Linked DNA regions of Homo sapiens: region 2 is linked to region 1. Evidence: chromatin loops called from intact Hi-C (ENCODE). Cell type or tissue: heart left ventricle. All regions are shown on one strand. Each heading gives the region's core, and the rest is flanking DNA. Links, peaks and the distances in the headings are about the cores only.

Region 1 (8,334 bases), core at 177-8,176:
TGCTCCTCCCTTTAGAACTCAGTTCTTAAGTAGAGTTTGTTTAAATGTATAAAATAAGTTAATGCATTATATGCAGCGAGGTTTTGCATCAGAACCCTGAGTTCTCAATGTTGTGGCAGGTTTAAGTGTCTAGAACACCTTTTAGCTGTTATTTCTATTACTTGCTTTTTTATTTTTGGGGTAAATGATATCTTCTCAGGGAGGCCTTCCCTCAGCACCATGTTTTAAAGGGCATCTCCCTCATTTGCTATTCCTTCTTCTGTTTTATTTTTCTCTATAGAATTTGTTACTGTGTGAAAACTATTTATTTTAATGTTTTATTTACCTGTGTTACCCCTAGAATAATATCTATGAAGGTAGGGATTTTTGTCTGTTCCTTCTGTGCCTACAGAGTCTTGAGGAGTATGGTGTCTGGCACATTGTAGGTGCACAATGACAGCTGAATTAACAATGTCAGGGAGAGTTTGTAGGATGGGGCTCGAGGTATAGGGCAAGTCAGTTTTTAGATTTGAGGTCATTAGCAGGAGATCCTCTTACGATGTGGGGGGAAAAACACACGTTTTAACGTCAGACTGGGTTTGAATCTGGTCTCTCCAACTTACCCTTTGACCTTGGTGTTAAATGATTTAACCTTTGAAAGATCAATTTTTTTCACTAGTGAAATAGGGGAAATAGTATCTTTTTAGTGGGGATTAAATGTAATATCAAATATAATGCTCTGTAAATGTTAGTTTTGTCTTTCCCGTTGTGTGCCAGCATTGTGGAAGTCTGAAAGCAACCTGAATTTACCAGTCTGTTTCTGGAGCCTTCTGGGGTCATTACTTTGATTACTTTTGACAGATACATTCTTTTCAGCAGCCTGTGTTGCCAGCATAACAATGACCTGTCCCTTTGACCAGTGTGAGGGACAGACACTTTGTCATCCCTCTTTTAATCCTTGTATCAGAACAACTCTTACGAGTTCTGGTTTTGAAACATGTTTAGAGGAGTTTATAATTCCGAACAGTTCAGATGACATCAGCCCTTTCTTAGAGCCCTCTAAGTTTGCTCAGCTTCCTCATTCCAGTGTGGCGGGAACCATTCAGTTAAATTGATGTTTGTGGTCTTTACACATAGTCATCCGAAGTTTCTTGCAAATCACGAAACATCAGAGGGCTGCTAAGTCACTAGTTTGTCTCTGTAGATTTCTCTAATCCAGGCTTGTCCAAACCGTGGCCTGCAGGCTGCATGCAGCCTGTGAAGGCTTTGAATGTGGCCCAACACAAATTCGTAAACTGTCTTAAAACATTGGCTGGGCATGGTGGCTTACGCCTGTAATCCCAGCACTTTGGGAGGCCGAGGCGGGTGGATCATGAGGTCAGGAGATCGAGACCATCCTGGCTAACAAGGTGAAACCCCGTCTCTACTAAATATACAAAAAATTAGCCGGTTGCGGTGGCGGGCGCCTGTAGTCCCAGCTACTGGGGAGGCTGAGGCAGGATAATGGCGTGAACCCGGGAAGCGGAGCTTGCAGTGAGCCGAGATTGCGCCACTGCAGTCCGCAGTCCGGCCTGGGCGACAGAGCGAGACTCCGTCTCAAAAAAAAAAAAAAAAAAACACCAAAAAATCAGCTGGGTGTTGTGGCGGGTGCCTGTAATCTCAGCTACTCGAGAGGCTGAGGCAGGAGAATTGCTTGAACCCAGAAGGCAGAGGTTGCAGTGAGCCAAGATTGTGCCACTGCGCTCTAGCCTGGGCGACAGAGCGAGACTCCATCTCAAAAACAAACAAACAAAAAAATTATGAAATTTTCTTTTTTTGCAATTTTTTTTAAAGCTTATCAGCTATTATTAGTGTTAGTATATTTTATGTGTGGCGCAACACAATTCTTCTTCTTCCAGCGTGGCCCAGGGAAGCTACAAGATTGGACGACACTCTTTTAATTTTTGTGGCTTAACAAGGTGTTAATTCCTGTATAAATTTCACTGATATTTCTTCTGCTTGATGCAGGAACACTTGACAAGTTAGTTAAGGTAGATTGGTCCATAAATTTATAGGTTCTTTCATTCCCATGTCCTAGGCAAGTCTGAGCAGGCCCTGGAAAGCTGATTAAAAGGCCAGTGAGCACAGTGAGCTTAATTGTAAATTAAATGGATATTTAATACATTAAGAAGGCACTCAAGCCTTTCAATCTTTCATTTTCATCCATGCTTGCTGTTTGAATCTGATGGGCTTGAAATTGACTTTGTTCTTCTAAAAATGTTGGTTGGTTATTGCTGCCTTTCTCAAGCTTGGTTTTCAGTGTGGATTTCTGCAGATAATTTTTGCACCTAAAAGTACAAAGTCATTAAGTGAAGATAGTCAGGAAGGAAAGAGTGCCCTGAGCCAGGAGGTCTGTTATAGCGCATGGGGTGGACCAGAGAATGAATGGGCATGGGCATGGAGGTGGTTCAGTCAGTGTGGGAAAGCCACTTGCTTGTCAGTTTTCTACTGCGTTGTCCAGCAGAACACGTTGAAGCTTGGGGCCTGCAACTGGTGTGGAGATGATTGCATTTAGGAGGCTGATGTAGATTTTTTTCCCTCTAAGTGTGTGTTAACTGCCTTTTGGTGAAGTCTTGATCCGAGACATACACAACTTGATCTGTGAGGATTGTAATATCGAGATGGTTCTGTTATTTGAGTTAGGCATGGCTAGGCTACCAAGGCATTGCTTTTCAGTCCCAACAGTTGGTCATTTCAATTTCAGTGAGGCTTTTGTGATTTGTTAGAATACAAAGTTTGTTATTTTGTCTGTGTTTTTGCATGTATGAATGACACTTTATACTGTTATTTTGCTGGTTAGTATGTGCCTTCATTTACCTATTGTGAGTAAGAAACTTCCTCAGATCAAATTATAGTAAAGTCACTTGGTTCTGTTTCTCTGACTCTTAAGAGATTGAGATCACTTTATACTCAAACTCAGGGTGTTTGGTAAAGGACCTACCCTTCTGAGCATTTATAGCCTAGATGAAGTCCTGGTCCAATCACCAAGTTAAACTTTTAAGAACATGCTATTCTTAATGTTCAGGAATTCAACCCTGGAAGCCTTCTCTAAATCTTAATGAGATTTTTATGAGAATTCATTTAGTGAACATAACAATCAGGGAATCCAGCTATTAACTTTGAGGAGGGTCATGCCTTTTAGTGGTTAGAGAGGCAAGCTGTAGCCTCCCTTCTCAGAGAAGGGGAATTGAGGAAGAGAGTTCTAGTGGTCCCTTGCAATCCTCCCCTCACTTTCCAGGCTCCCTAGTAAGACTGCAAGAAGTCCCTGAGTAAACAGCATTTTGTGAGTTTGAGGGACTACGTAAAAATGTAAGTGAACATACAATGGTTTTGCTTTGATAACTGTTTTAAATATCCTGTTGGTTGTTGAAACTTCTGTGACAGTGAAGCCTTTTGTCTTTATTTTTCAATCGGAAGATCTTTCTTCCCCACTTGAAAAGATTGAGTCTGGGATCAATTCCTGACCCCGCTTCCTTCCTAAATCTCTTAGTGTATAGCATACAGCTGGGCATATGGTAATCTCGGGCACGGGATTGTACTCACAGAGCTATGCTTGACACCTAGGACTTTAGGTGGCTTATATATTTTCGGTGACAACTTTTAATTTTATTCTCATTTATTCCATTTCTGTTTCAGTGTCCTGGGTCATGAAACTTAATCCACAGCAAGCTCCCTTATATGTGAGTAAATCATGAGATTTCTTATTATTTTGTGTTTATCTGTTCTGCTTACTTGTTATAATAAGCCACACTCTCACATGATAGATCCTCAAGGAAAATTTTAACCATATGTCCATGAATATATTGGTGTAAGACACTTCAGAAATTGAGTTTGATTTAGTAAATACTAAATGGCTAATCTGTGCATGGAAATGAAAACAAATAATACCTGTAAGACTTGAGAGTTAATTTAGTCAGGGTAATAGTATGCATGTATGAAACAAATTGTCCTGCCAAACAGTACTGTAGCTTCTTATTTTTTACCTGCAGTGCATTCCTGTAAAAGTAGTGTGGAGATCCTCCTACTGCCACTGTGATTTACCTTATGTTGCCACTAGGTGGCACTATGTCATTGGCAAGAGTACTGTTTTCTTTAGGACTCATCTCCCTAAAGTGAGGGACTTCCCTCATTCAGTGGGTTGTCATTTCACTTTCTTGATGCTATCCTTTCAAGCACAAAAATTTTCAGTTTTGATAATGTTTTGTTGTTGCTTTTTTTTTTGGCATCATATCTAAGAAGAATTCTTTGCATAACCTAAAGTCACAGAGATTTATTCCTATGTTTTCATCTAGGAATTGTATAGGTTTAGTTAGCTCTTACATTTAGGTATGTAATGTGAGAGTTCATTTTTGTGTATTTTGTAAGGGAAGAGTCCAACTTTTTTCTTTTGCATGTGGATCTCCAGTTGTTCCAGCACCATTTGTTGAAAAGACTGTTCTTTCTCCCATTGAATTGTCTTGGGCATCCTTGTTGAAATTGATCAGAAGTGTGAGGAATTTTTTCTGGACTCTGAAGTCGATTCCTTTCATTTAGGTTGTTTTTGATTTCTTTCAACAGTGTTTGGTAGTTTTCACTGTATAAACTTGGTACTTCCTTGAAATTTGTTGCTTATGGTTTTATTCATTTTGATGGTATTGTTAATTTTGTTATCTTAATTGTTCAGTTCTTTTTTTTTTTTTTTTTTGGATGGAGTCTGGCTCTGTTGCCCAGGCTGGAGTGCAGTGGCGCGATCTTGGCTCACTGCGAGCTCCGCCTCCCAGGTTCACGCCAGTCTCCTGCCTCAGCCTCCCAAGTAGCTGGGACTATAGGTGCCTGCCACCACTCCTGGCTAATTTTTTGTATTTTTAGTAGAGACAGGGTTTTACCATGTTTGCCAGGGTGGTCTCGAACTCCTCACCTCGTGATCCACCCAGCTCCCAAAGTGCTGGGATTACAGGCGTGAGCCACAGCACCTGGCCAATTGTTCAGTTTTTGATTGTTCATTGCTTATATATAGAAATACTGTTGATTTTTGTGTACTGATCCCTGAAACTATAGCCTTGTGTCAGAGATGAGTTACAAACTATAATCTAACTTGTTTGGCCACAGTTTTTAAGTGGATGCCTTAGGATTTTCTCTGTACAGGATCAAGTGATCAGAGATCGTTTTCTTCCTTTCCAATCTGGATGCGTTTTATTTCTTTTTCTTGCCTAATTGCCCTGAGAAGCATGTCTGGTACAACATTGAATAGAAGTGGTGAGCGCAAACATCCTTGTCTTTTCCTGATCTTAAAGAGAAAGCATCCAAGCTTTCACCAGTAAGTATGATGTTGTTAGGTGTGGGTTTTTCACAGGAATCTTTTGTTAAATGAGGACATTCCCTTCTATTCCTAGTTTGACTATTTTTATGATGAAAACATGTTGGATTTTGTCAGGTGATCTTTCTGTGTTGAGATGGCCATGTAGGTTTTTTTCCTTTCATTAATGTGATATATTACATTGACTCAATTAAATAGTTTTTATTTATTTATGGAGATGGGGCCTTGCTCTGTCACCCAGGCTGGAGTGCAGTGACATGATCATAGCTCACAGCATCGTGGAACTCCTGGGATCAAGGGATCATCCCACCTCAACCTCCTGAGTAGCTAGGACTACAGATGTGCGCCACCATGCCTGGCTATTTATTTATGTATTTATTGAGACAAGGTCTTGCTCTGTCACCCAGCCTGGAGTGCAGTGACATGATCATAGCTCACAGCATCGTGGAACTCCTGGGATCAAGGGATCATCCCACCTCAGCCTCCTGAGTAGCTAGGACTACAGGTGTGCGCCATCATGCCTGGCTATTTATTTATGTATTTATTGAGACAAGGTCTTGCTCTGTCACCCAGGCTGGAGTGCAGTGGCGCGACCATGACTCACTGTAGCTGCGATCTCCCAGGCTCAAATGCTCTTCCCACCTCAGCCTCCTGAGTAGCTGGAACCACAGGCATGTGCACCCATGCCCAGCTATTTGTATTTATTTTTTGTAGAGACGAGATCTGACTATGCTGCCCAGGTTGGGCTCAAGTGATCCTTCCACCTCGGCCTCCCAAAGTGCTGGGATTACAGTATGAGCCATCCTGCCTGGCCTGTTTTAATTTTTAGAGATAAGGTCTTGCTGTGTTGCCAGGCTACCTTGGTTGAATTTTTAATGTTAAGGCAACCTGGCATTTCTGAGGTAAGTATCATTTGATAATGCTGCACAATCTTTTTTATATGTTGTTGGATTTGTTTTGAAAGTATTTTGAGGACTCTTGTGTCTATACATAGAGATATGTTCTATAGCTTTCTTGTGATGTCTTTGTCTGGTTTTGAGTATTAAAGGTTTTTGGTTAGGGAACAGTTGTAAATAAGTAGTTGTGTTATACAGAAGGATGGCTTCCCCAAATTTATTCACTTCTTAATCCCTAGAACCTGTGAATATTTACCTTACATGGCAAAAAGAACTTTTCATACTTGATTAAGTTGAGGATCTTAAGATGGGAGCTTATTCTGAAATATCTGAGCTTCCCGTTGTAATTACAGGAGTTCTCATGAGTGAGAGGGAGTATCAGGAGAGTCAGTGGTCAGAGATTTGAAGATGCTACACTGCTGGCTTAGAACATGGAGGAAGGAGCCCATGAGCTACGGAATGCAGCTCTAGAAGCTGGAAATAGCAAAAGAACACTTTCTCCACATAGAGACTCTAGAAGGAACACAGCCCTGCTGGCACCTTGATTTTTAAACAAGTGAAAGTCATTTTGGACTTCTGACTTCCAGAAATGATATATGATAATAAATTTATGTTGTCTTAAGCCACTGAGTTTGTGATAATTTTTTGTAACAGCAGTAGAAAACTAATAGAGTAGTAGTTTGAGAAAATTAGTGATAAAGGATACTTGGGAAGGAAAGGATAAATGCAGTTAGGTCAGTTAGAAACTCTCTGATCTTGCCATCATGGAGCCTGAGAACTTTAGAGTTAGTAAATACTTTAGCTAATATATGCTTCAACCTCTCCCTTTTAGACATGAGGAAACGAGGTCTGAAGATGTTGTGATAAGATGGCACAGCTAATTGGTGGTAAATTGTGAATTGAACCTTTGTTTTCTGGACTTAAGTCATAGAAACCACTGTAAACCTTGTTAAGCTTTAAAAAGTTTCATTCTGTTAGGGAAGCACAGCTCAGTTCTGAGTAACATAGTTAATACACTAAGTGCTTTGTATATGTTTGTGTTTAATTGACTTGAGCAGGCTCTACTGAAGAATACTTCTTTAAACTTCAGGATTCAAGTATGTCCATCAACAGTAATACTTAATGGGGCAATATGTTATCTCCTTTTTAAAAGGAGAGTAACAGTGTATTGGATTCTCAGTGAACTGAGTCAAGTTGCAGGGATTTATGCTGTTTTGGTGAGGAAAAGTAGCTGTTTTATGATGGCTCATTGAGCAGGGTGGTGGGGGAAGTTCTCTGCACCTGGACAAAGAAATAAGCAAGAGAACAAAGACTGTGAAGATTTTCATTTAGATCATATTTGGGATCTGCCAGGGGTGAGTATCATCATTAGAAGGGAGAATATTGCTGCTAAATAAGGAAAAACACTGTACCCGGAGAAGAACTTTTATCTGTCAGTTAAGACAAATAGGCTGGACTCCAAATAAATATTTTAATCAGACTTTGAATAAAGATGTGTCCAGAATACGTTGCAATAGTTAAAAATGTAAGGAAGGTTCCAAAGTGTACAGGTGGCAGTACTGTTGGATGTTTCAATTAAGCTCTTTTAATGAATTATTTTCAATGAAATGTTCACCATAAAATGTGCAGGACCCTGGCCTGAAACTTTGGAGACCAGTAGCTCAATATGGCTATGCCTTGGTTTTCCTGTCTGTTAGCTCTGATTGCATGAGTACAACCTTTATGTTAGGCAAGCTAGTTACATCACTAAGTCGGGTTTTTCTCACAGTCGCCACAAAAGTAATGATTATTGCCAGATGAATTCATAAGAATTGCATTTTCAGTTCCATTTAGTGGTAGTGCTAAAAACTCTGAGTAGCTTAGTAGTATCCTTCTTGGTATGAGGGCCTGGATTGTTTAGAGAGAGGAAAGATGGAGAGGCAGTGGCAGATGCAAGAAATATTTCAAAAGAAACAGCAGGGCCAAATGCTTTATTAGACTATAGGGAGTGAAAGAGAACCATGAATGACAGTTGATTGAGAACTTGAGTGTGAGTGACAGCTGATGCCATCATTGGGTATAGAGAAGAAGGAGATGATGATCTTGTTCTTTACACATGTTAAATAAAGTCACATGGGTATCCTG
Region 2 (8,334 bases), core at 136-8,135, 200 kb after region 1:
ATGTACCTTACCGAGGATACTCCTCTAATGTGAAGAAGTAGTTCAAACCAGATCTCTTTGGTTTCAAATCCCATACTCTTAAACCACAGTGCTTAAATCTGTAATATCAGTTTAAATGCAACAGAAGGATTTTATGCAAAGATCAAAGGATTGAAAATATTTATATTTGGCTTTAGAGGGAAGGATTATCCCACAGAAGATTACAAGAACTTTTAAGACTAATATGATTTCTTAGATCTATTTCTAATTAGGAGCATTTGGAATATATTCTCTTAGTGATTAAGAGATTAAATAAATGTTTAAACCGTGTGTGTGTGTGTGTGTGTGTGTGTGTCTGTGTGTGTGTGTGTGTAAGGCTCCACTGTATCACCCAGGCTGGAGCACAGTGGCGTGACCATAGCTCACTGCAGTCTTGAACTGCCAGGCTTAAGCAGTTTCCTGCCTCGCACCGTAGCCTCCCGAGTAGCCAGGGCTACAGTCATGTTGTGCCATCGTGCTGAGCTATGTTTAAATTTGTTTGTAAAGATGAAGTCTTGCTGTTGTGTCTAGGCCGGTCTAATGCCTTACCTCAAACACTCTTCTCGCTGCAGGCTTCCGAAGCCCTGGGTGTGATCCACCGTGCCCAGCCTAAAGTAACATTTTTTATCTAATTATTTTTCACATGCTCATTATGGAAATCTTCAAAATCTAAAAGTAAAAGAATGAAAATCTCCTGGAATAACCCCGCTTAGAGATAACTACACTTAATGTTTTGGTTTATATATTTCTAATCTTTTTTAAAAATGTATTTTCAAAAGAAAGGGAGAAAAGAAGTTCACTTTCTTATACTGATTCCCAGTGCTAAACCAAAACTGATTCCATTTCAAGTCCGTGGGGAAAAACTTTTCGCCTCTCACACCCTGTTCATCTACCCACAACACCCTCTAACAAAATAAAGACATAAGTAAATAAAAATTTGAAATCAGTTAAGGAACTCTTGCAAGGAATCACTGTGTGTGTGTGTGTGTGTGTATGTGTGTGTGTGCACGTGCATGCATGTGTGTGTGTGTGTGGTATATACATGTACATACAGATATATACACACGTAGATACATGCATATTTAGAAGTAAGGGAATAAACAAACATTGAATTCAAGAATATTGTCATAAAAGGGCATTGCCTCCTCCCTCACAAAACAAGGTGCACTAAGCTTCTCAAGCCCTCACTTCAGTGGGCTGATGGAAATATAGCCAAAGTATTTTACCATGTTTTGTAAGATCTCTTGGTTTAGCAAATACATTCAAAGAAATTTTTCCACCAAACGTGCCACAAGAATTGTGTTTTCATTTCTCCTGTGCAAGTACAGAATGGAGAGAAAGTAGGCAATCAGGGAGAGATGCAAAGAGTCTAGCAAATTATTTCTAGCATAATCACACATTTAACTTCAGACTCAGCCTTGTTTTATAATTCCAAAAAAAAAAAAAATGAAGGTCAAAGAATACTGCTTTACCAGTATTCTACGTATTTACATATTGGCAGCCAGGCTTAAAATAGAGCCTTACCTTTTTTACTTACCACTGCCGGCTTGGATACTAGTTGGTATCAACAAAAGAAAATCCCCTTGGACAGAGCAATATAAATTAGCCAAGTATTATTAAATGCTTTGTATAGTCTTAGCATTCCACTAGGTGTTAACAGGCACCTAAGAGAACTAAAGCTCATAGTCCTGACCTTGAAAAACTTTATGATCTAGTTTGGATGAATTCAAAATGTTTTCATTGTTTTTTATTTTGCTTTAAAACTACTGAATCTTGTCTTCAAACAAGCTTTTCGTGGAAGACCAATAAATAAGTGGAGATTCCCCCTTTCTAGCCATCTCCCCAATGTCATGGAGTTTTAGGACAGAGCAGTGAATGTACCACTCATCTCATGGATAAGGTAAAACATACACATGATAGGAAAAAAAACAACGTAAGATGGAATTTAGAAACTGGACCCTGACCTTTAAAAAAGTCTCAGCCCTCAGCCTAGCCTCCTTATTTTACAAACTGAGGCACAGAGATGTATGCTTCATGTCACACAACCTCACACAACCTCACACAACCTCCTGTTATCTGACTTCCAGGAAGTAGTACTCATCATTTTGTGTTTAAACAAAATGTTACTATACAGCGTAATTTTTTTCTTTTAACTTTTTTAATCTGAAAGGACTGGAGTTTGCTAGGAGGAGATGAGCAGAAAGGACAGGAGAAAACATATTTTGTGTTAGACCGAAATCTGTGATCACTGGTAGAAACTTTTAGTATCAGTTGACCTCTTGTCTCTGATCATCTCCTTTGTCAAAATGACAACACTTTTTTGCAATTGAGATTGGTTCCTCTTTCAGACTTGGCTTCAAGATTTGATCTCTTGGGGTCGTGCTGTCTTTAGCAGTGGAAACTCAAAAAATTACAAATTTGTAACCCTGAATTGTAGTCCATTTCCCATTACCAAGTGTTTAGAGTGCCCTAGTGGCAACTGTAAGTCACCTTTTATAGTGAGGTGTTACTAGCTCACTTTTAAATAAAATTGGAACAGCTTGGCTTTTGTCAATGTAGCAAAAGATGATTTTTTAAAAGGTGGGGGTGGGGCACAGTGGTACACACCTGTAATCTCAGTACTTTGAGGCTGAGATGAGAAGATCACTTGAGACCAGGAGTTCAAGGTCAGCCTGGGCAGTATAGTGAGACCTCATCTCTACAAAAAAATTGTAAAATTAGCTGGGCGTAGTGGCACACACCTGTAGTCCTAGCTACTCAGGAGGCTGAGGCAAGAGGATCACTTGAGCCGAGGAGTTCAAGGCTGCAGTACGCTGTGTGCACTCCAGCCTGGGCAATGGAGCAAGACCCTGTCTCTTAAAAAAAAAAAAAAAAAAGAGAGAGAGAGGAAAGAAATAGGGGAAATAGTAAAGCAGTATATTTTGTGTTAAATACCCTCACTCTGCTATGTATCTGCATAGCATTTTACCATGCAGAAGTACTGTATTTTCTAAATGGTAACATAAAAATTAATGAATATTAAATTTTCTTAACATAGTGATGCTAACTCTAATCTTGTTCTTAACTATTGAATAATGTTACTTCTCCATAATGTTAACAAATTGAAAGTGCTACTATGGATATTGACACTGATTTTTCTGTGAAAATGATAAATTTTCAGTTTTTAAAAATTATTTTTTAAATAGATGCTGTGAGAGACCGTCTGATCCAATTGTTTTATTAATCTACCATACAATAAAACTAGACCTACATCTTTTAAAGGAAAAATTTAAGCATCTACCGAATATAATATTAAAATGCCACCTGTAACTCTTAGAGAAGTGTCTAAGGATTATTTGAAAATGTCTGCTTTCCTTTTGCATGATATATATATCTTTATGAAAATAGGTTATAGTGATTAACCTAGATATATTCCATTCAGTTGTATAATTGTGATGATAAACAGTTCTTAAACATGTCCAAAGAAGCCAAAAGCCAGTAGGCAGTAAACTGTTCACATTCCTAGGAGGGTAACATATTTTGTCTGGATCACTGGGTTTTGTATATAAACTTAAGAAATTGAGTCCTTGATCCTATGTCCTTTTGAGAATTATCACCGACTGGCATAAGTGATTAGATTAGATAAATATATTGAATGTGTTTGTGGAAGATGAGAGGGGATGCTAAACAGGAAGTATAGCAGGAAGACTGGCAGTTTCTGCTTTTGTCTTAGTATCTTTGAGAGATAGTGCTGTTTCCTGCTAAGTAATTTTGCGTGTTACAGAGTATTTAAACACTCATATGCATGGTGTTCGAGTTCACAAAGGGAGTGTGGAATGACCCTCTTCAAACCATCCTATCACACTGGTTTTCTTTTTTCTAAACCACAGTTACTTTTGCACCAACCTAATACTAAGCTTTCCTCTTTGTAGACAAACAAGAGGTGGTTAGAAATGTTTTAGACAAATCTATTTGATTTGAAGTAGGTATTTTTGAGTGCACAGGTTAAATTCCTGCACAGCTGCAAGTATACTACATGACTTTGTAACAGGACATTCAGTTACAGCTCCTAGGTCCTGTGGTCTGTATAAAAAAGAGCTGTACCCATAGGCCTTTCAGAAGTGCCTCCTAGAGTAGTGTTTACAAAGACTTAATTTTAAATGTAATTCTCATTCCTTCTTTGATTAAAGATCTGTAACATGACAGTTGTTTGATCATATCATGTTTTCACAGTTGTCCAGAGTGTTCTTTTTATTGTAATTACATGTATAAAGGGGTATTTTTGGAAAAGTGAAGAATCACCTTTGATAGTGTCCTAGTGCAGTTGTTACCTGCATCTATCCCTGTTAAATACCGTTAGCCTGTTTCTCCAGCACACAGCTAAAGCATTTTGCCAGTTGTTAAACATGGAAAAGTCAAACTTCAGAAAATAACTAGTCACCACTTTACACCAGGCAACTTCACTGAAAAGTTTTCTTATGAAACTCACTGCATTTTACAAAATGAGGAGTCTATTTTAAAATAGGTAAGATGTGTTCCTTAACTTCCCGTGTAAAAACTTGGCCTCAAACCTTGCTAGAGTTCTTATATTGCTGCTTAAGCACTGTCCACACACACTGTTTTTGGGGGGAGTGAGGTCTCGTTTCATTTCCTGTATCCTTTGTAACAAGGGTTGTTGGCTTTAGCAGCAGCATTCAAACAGTTAAGACTGTCTTAAGGAAACAAGCAGCCTCAGCCCTCCCTCCTTCCCTTTCTCAGCCAGTCTCTGGCTTCCTCTTACGATTTCACTAATGGCAGCTCAAAGCTGCTGAGCTCTGCCCTGACGGCATGCGCCCCCGCTTCTGTGAGAGCACGCTTCCTGGCATGGGGGTCGAATCATGTCGATAAAATGGGCTCGGTTTCATGAAGTACCCCACATAACAGTGAGATTCATAGGACCAAAGCATGGGGAGGTAAGAGCCTGACTTCTTTAAAGCACTAAATTCTAGTAAACACAGAAAGAGCCAGTGGAGTTGGTTGTTTTGTTTTGTTTCCATCCTGGGAAGAACTAATTTGGATTGTTGCAAAGGGAAGCTATTTCTTATTTATTCAGGTTTGAAGAGCATTGCAAGGCTTGAGAGGATAAGCTGGTTGCCATAAAAAGATTTTTTAAACGATTGAAGTATAATTTAACTTTCCTGAGCAAAAAAATCAGATGCTTTTCCATTTAACATTTTATGCATGGAAAAACCTTTAGCAAAATTTAGTTAAAAGAAAGAAATTATTTGAAAAAACCCAAATTTAGTTGTTGATTATTACTAAAGTTTTATGTACTTTAGTGATTACCAATTTTCACTCAGAACAGCTTCCTGTTTTGTAAAGTGAAGGAGTTTTTCTCCCTTCCTCTCTCATTATTTTTTATAGTTCAAAAGTGTAGTAATTTGGCTCTTAGATGTTCATTATATGTATTTGATTAACAAAAGACTTCACATGAATCATAGATCTAGCAATTATTTACCATTTCATTACAGTGGTTGGGTTCTGAACAGAAAGTCAGAAGACCTGGGTTCCCATTTTGACTGTGCTGATCATCTGTTGTGTGACCTTTTGCAAGTCAACCAACCTCTCCAGTCCCTGGCAGCATAGTGCAGTGTATGAGAGCTGAGCTTTACAGTCAGCCAGATCTGAATCTTAATTTCAGCTTGAGCAGTTATTGGCGTGTGGCCTCAAATGCATTATTAAACATCTCTAAGCTTCAATCTCTTCAGATGTAAAATGGAGATAATACCTAGTATTATCATTGGGTTGTTGTGAGAAAATACATGTAAATTGCTTACTACAGTGCTTAGCACGTAGTAACTGTTCAGATTTTTAGCTGTTATTTATTATCTTTATCCTCTACGTTGTAAAATGGGAAGCATAATGCTCACCCTGCCCACTTCAGAGTTATTGAGTCAGACGAAATGATGTATGTAGAAGACATTGATTCAAAATGTTAAGGCATTTAGTAGTTGTCATGATCACTGACTTGGGACACCCATTTTCCTGGAATTTTTTTAGGACATAACAATGGTATTGACAATAGGTAAAACCTCTTACCTTGTGAATGGTAGGTCTTTGTAGTCCAGTTGGTTTGAAAGGAAATTATTTCATTGATACTGATAAGCCAGCCAAGTACTCTGCCAAACAGTGCTTCTAAAGGACCTTTTATGGAGAGCATGGTTATATCCCCATGGTCCTGGCCTCCTAAGGATGGTGTCCACCTGAAATGTCCCTGACTGCTTTAGATATTTCATTAAGGACCCACCACTCATCAGTAGTTCTTCAAGTTTTCAGTGTTTGAATTCCTTTCCGTTCCTCTTCATGACTGTGTAAGCTTTGACAACAGCCTCTCTTAGATTGAGGCTTGATGTCATATGAGTCCTCTGCTTTCAGTCTGTCTCTAGAACATTTCTGACATTCCTGCAGTATTCTTAAGGTGACATGGCCAACTTAATCTGGCACTTAGAGCTCCTGACTCTCAGCCCAGTGCCCCCACTGTTCACCCAGTCTCATGTCTCATTTGCTGGTGTCCCCTGTGCTTTGTACCTAGCCCGGTTTTGGCCTGCTCAGTAAGTAGAAGCACCTGGGCAGTGGCTGGGCACACAGGAAGCACAAGATGAGTATCAGTTTCTGTTGCCACTCTGACAAGTGAGGGAAGACCACAGGAAAGAAAGGAGCTTCACAAAAGAGGTCAGAGAGCACGGCGTAGGAAGCTTATCTTTCCAACCTAGGGACACTGCCTGCTTTTCCTGCCTTCCTGCACCCCTAGGTACTCAGGGTAGAGGAGTGAGCTACTAAGCCTTGGGACTTCCTTTCCCTGGAACCCCATTTTTTTAAAGGAAGTGACCCTGTTGGTATCTAGCTTGAGGAACAACAAAGGTGGTTTTTGAGAAAAATTATTAACAAGGCTCCTTCCTGTCATCCGTGCATTCTCCTATCCTCCCTGCCCTGCACCGTTGTCCTTTAGCCACTCCCCAATTTCTTCTATCTTCCCTGCTCACATCAAAACTTCCTTTCCCTTACTGCAAGCAATACCTTTCTGTGTTGGCTTAGGAGAATAATGAGCTAATGAAACTCATTTCCAGTAAATTATGAGTAATTAATAATATTGCTAAGCATTATTGTGTATTCACTGTGTGCCAGGCACTGTGCAAAATGCTTTAGAAATGTATTATCTCACCTAATTGTCATATGTTTTAAAAAACATATGAGATGGGTACTTTTGTGATTACTCCCATTTGACAAATGAGAAAACTAAGGCTCAGAGAAATAATTTACCTAGGGTCACGCTATTACTGAGTAGTAGTAGTGGTGGTGGTGGTGATGGTGGTGGTGGTGGTGGTGGCAGTAGTGGTAGTAGTGGTAGTAGTACCTGAATCTGAACCGAGGTCTGGTACCATCGTCCGTATTCTTAACCACTGTACGGTTTTCCAGCCTCCCCTTCTTATCAGTCTCCTCTTGCCGGTTTGAAAATTAGGGCAAAGTTAATATTTACAAACCTTAAAATTCTAATTAGCAGAAACTGAAAATGTATATGTGGGGCATATTTAATATTTCTAACTAGAGTAAAGGAGGAGACTTTATACATACTCCGTCACTTAGGGATATGCAATTGATGTGAGAAAGAGAGGAGCCTCGGTAATTTTTCATGCCACCCAGGCATCTTTTTTTCCCTCAGGCTGATCCCAGAATTGCTGCCACCCTTTTTTCTGCCCTCTGCCTAAAGCTGGCCCTAAACCCATGACTCTCTTCCTGTGTGGACTGTGCTGTAGCTTGCTGAGGAAGGGCTGTACTGAGGTGTCAGAAGCCTCCTTGCAGTGCTGGTCCTTGGGTATTGTGTCTGTTGGTAGAAGTAACCAATGAATAAGCCACTGCCAGAACTGTTCCGCCTGCCCAGTTTTCGTGTGAATTTTCTAATGTAGCTTGCGTGCCAACGCCTTAATTTAAAAAAACAAAACAAAACACTTTGCCCAGAACTTTGTTTCTCACTCCTTTCCAAAATAGTCACCAGCTGTTGTTAACCACATGCCATCTGGGTGCCCAGGTAAGGAGAAAGCCCTCCAGTGTTCAATTAACTGTGGATTATTTTCTTTTCTTCGGCAGGAAAAGGAAAAAGAAAAAGATAAGATTAAGGAGAAGGAGAAAGATTCTAAAGACAAGGAGAAAGATAAGAAGACTGTCAACGGGCACACTTTCAGTTCCATTCCTGTTGTGGGTCCCATCAGCTGTAGCCAGTGTATGAAGCCCTTCACCAACAAAGATGCCTATACTTGTGCAAGTAAGAGACATGCTTCTTCCTCTCGTAAGATGGAACTC

The links. A loop is a pair of places that touch in the nucleus more often than their neighbours do. Peaks named below come from ENCODE experiments on the same cell type or tissue, not always from the same donor. Only the 100,000 strongest peaks of a DNase experiment are listed, where the experiment ranks them.
Region 2: a loop joins it to region 1, with 2.8 times the contacts of the local background. A loop is called at or near these places in 25 of 110 quality-filtered maps.

The regions. Positions count from the first base shown.
Region 1 is chr15:85,482,056-85,490,389 of GRCh38, forward strand. AKAP13 (A-kinase anchoring protein 13) reads left to right here. Exons shown (of 37, transcript NM_007200.5): 2 at 3,655-3,698. The coding sequence starts at 3,666. Among named protein-coding and RNA genes, the nearest start is that of AKAP13, 110 kb to the left of the region's middle. In heart left ventricle, for the core only: a CTCF peak has its summit at 4,081 (motif pointing right); no DNase peak of the experiment used is centred there; H3K27ac peaks cover 496 bases.
Region 2 is chr15:85,685,156-85,693,489 of GRCh38, forward strand. It overlaps AKAP13 (A-kinase anchoring protein 13), which reads left to right. Exons shown (of 37, transcript NM_007200.5): 17 at 8,122-8,296. Among named protein-coding and RNA genes, the nearest start is that of LINC02883, 69 kb to the right of the region's middle. RefSeq lists enhancers at 2,442-2,751, 6,345-6,394, 6,545-6,634, 7,575-7,624, 8,065-8,114. In heart left ventricle, for the core only: no CTCF peak of the experiment used is centred there; a DNase peak (open chromatin) is centred at 4,815; H3K4me3 peaks cover 1,307 bases; H3K27ac peaks cover 2,949 bases.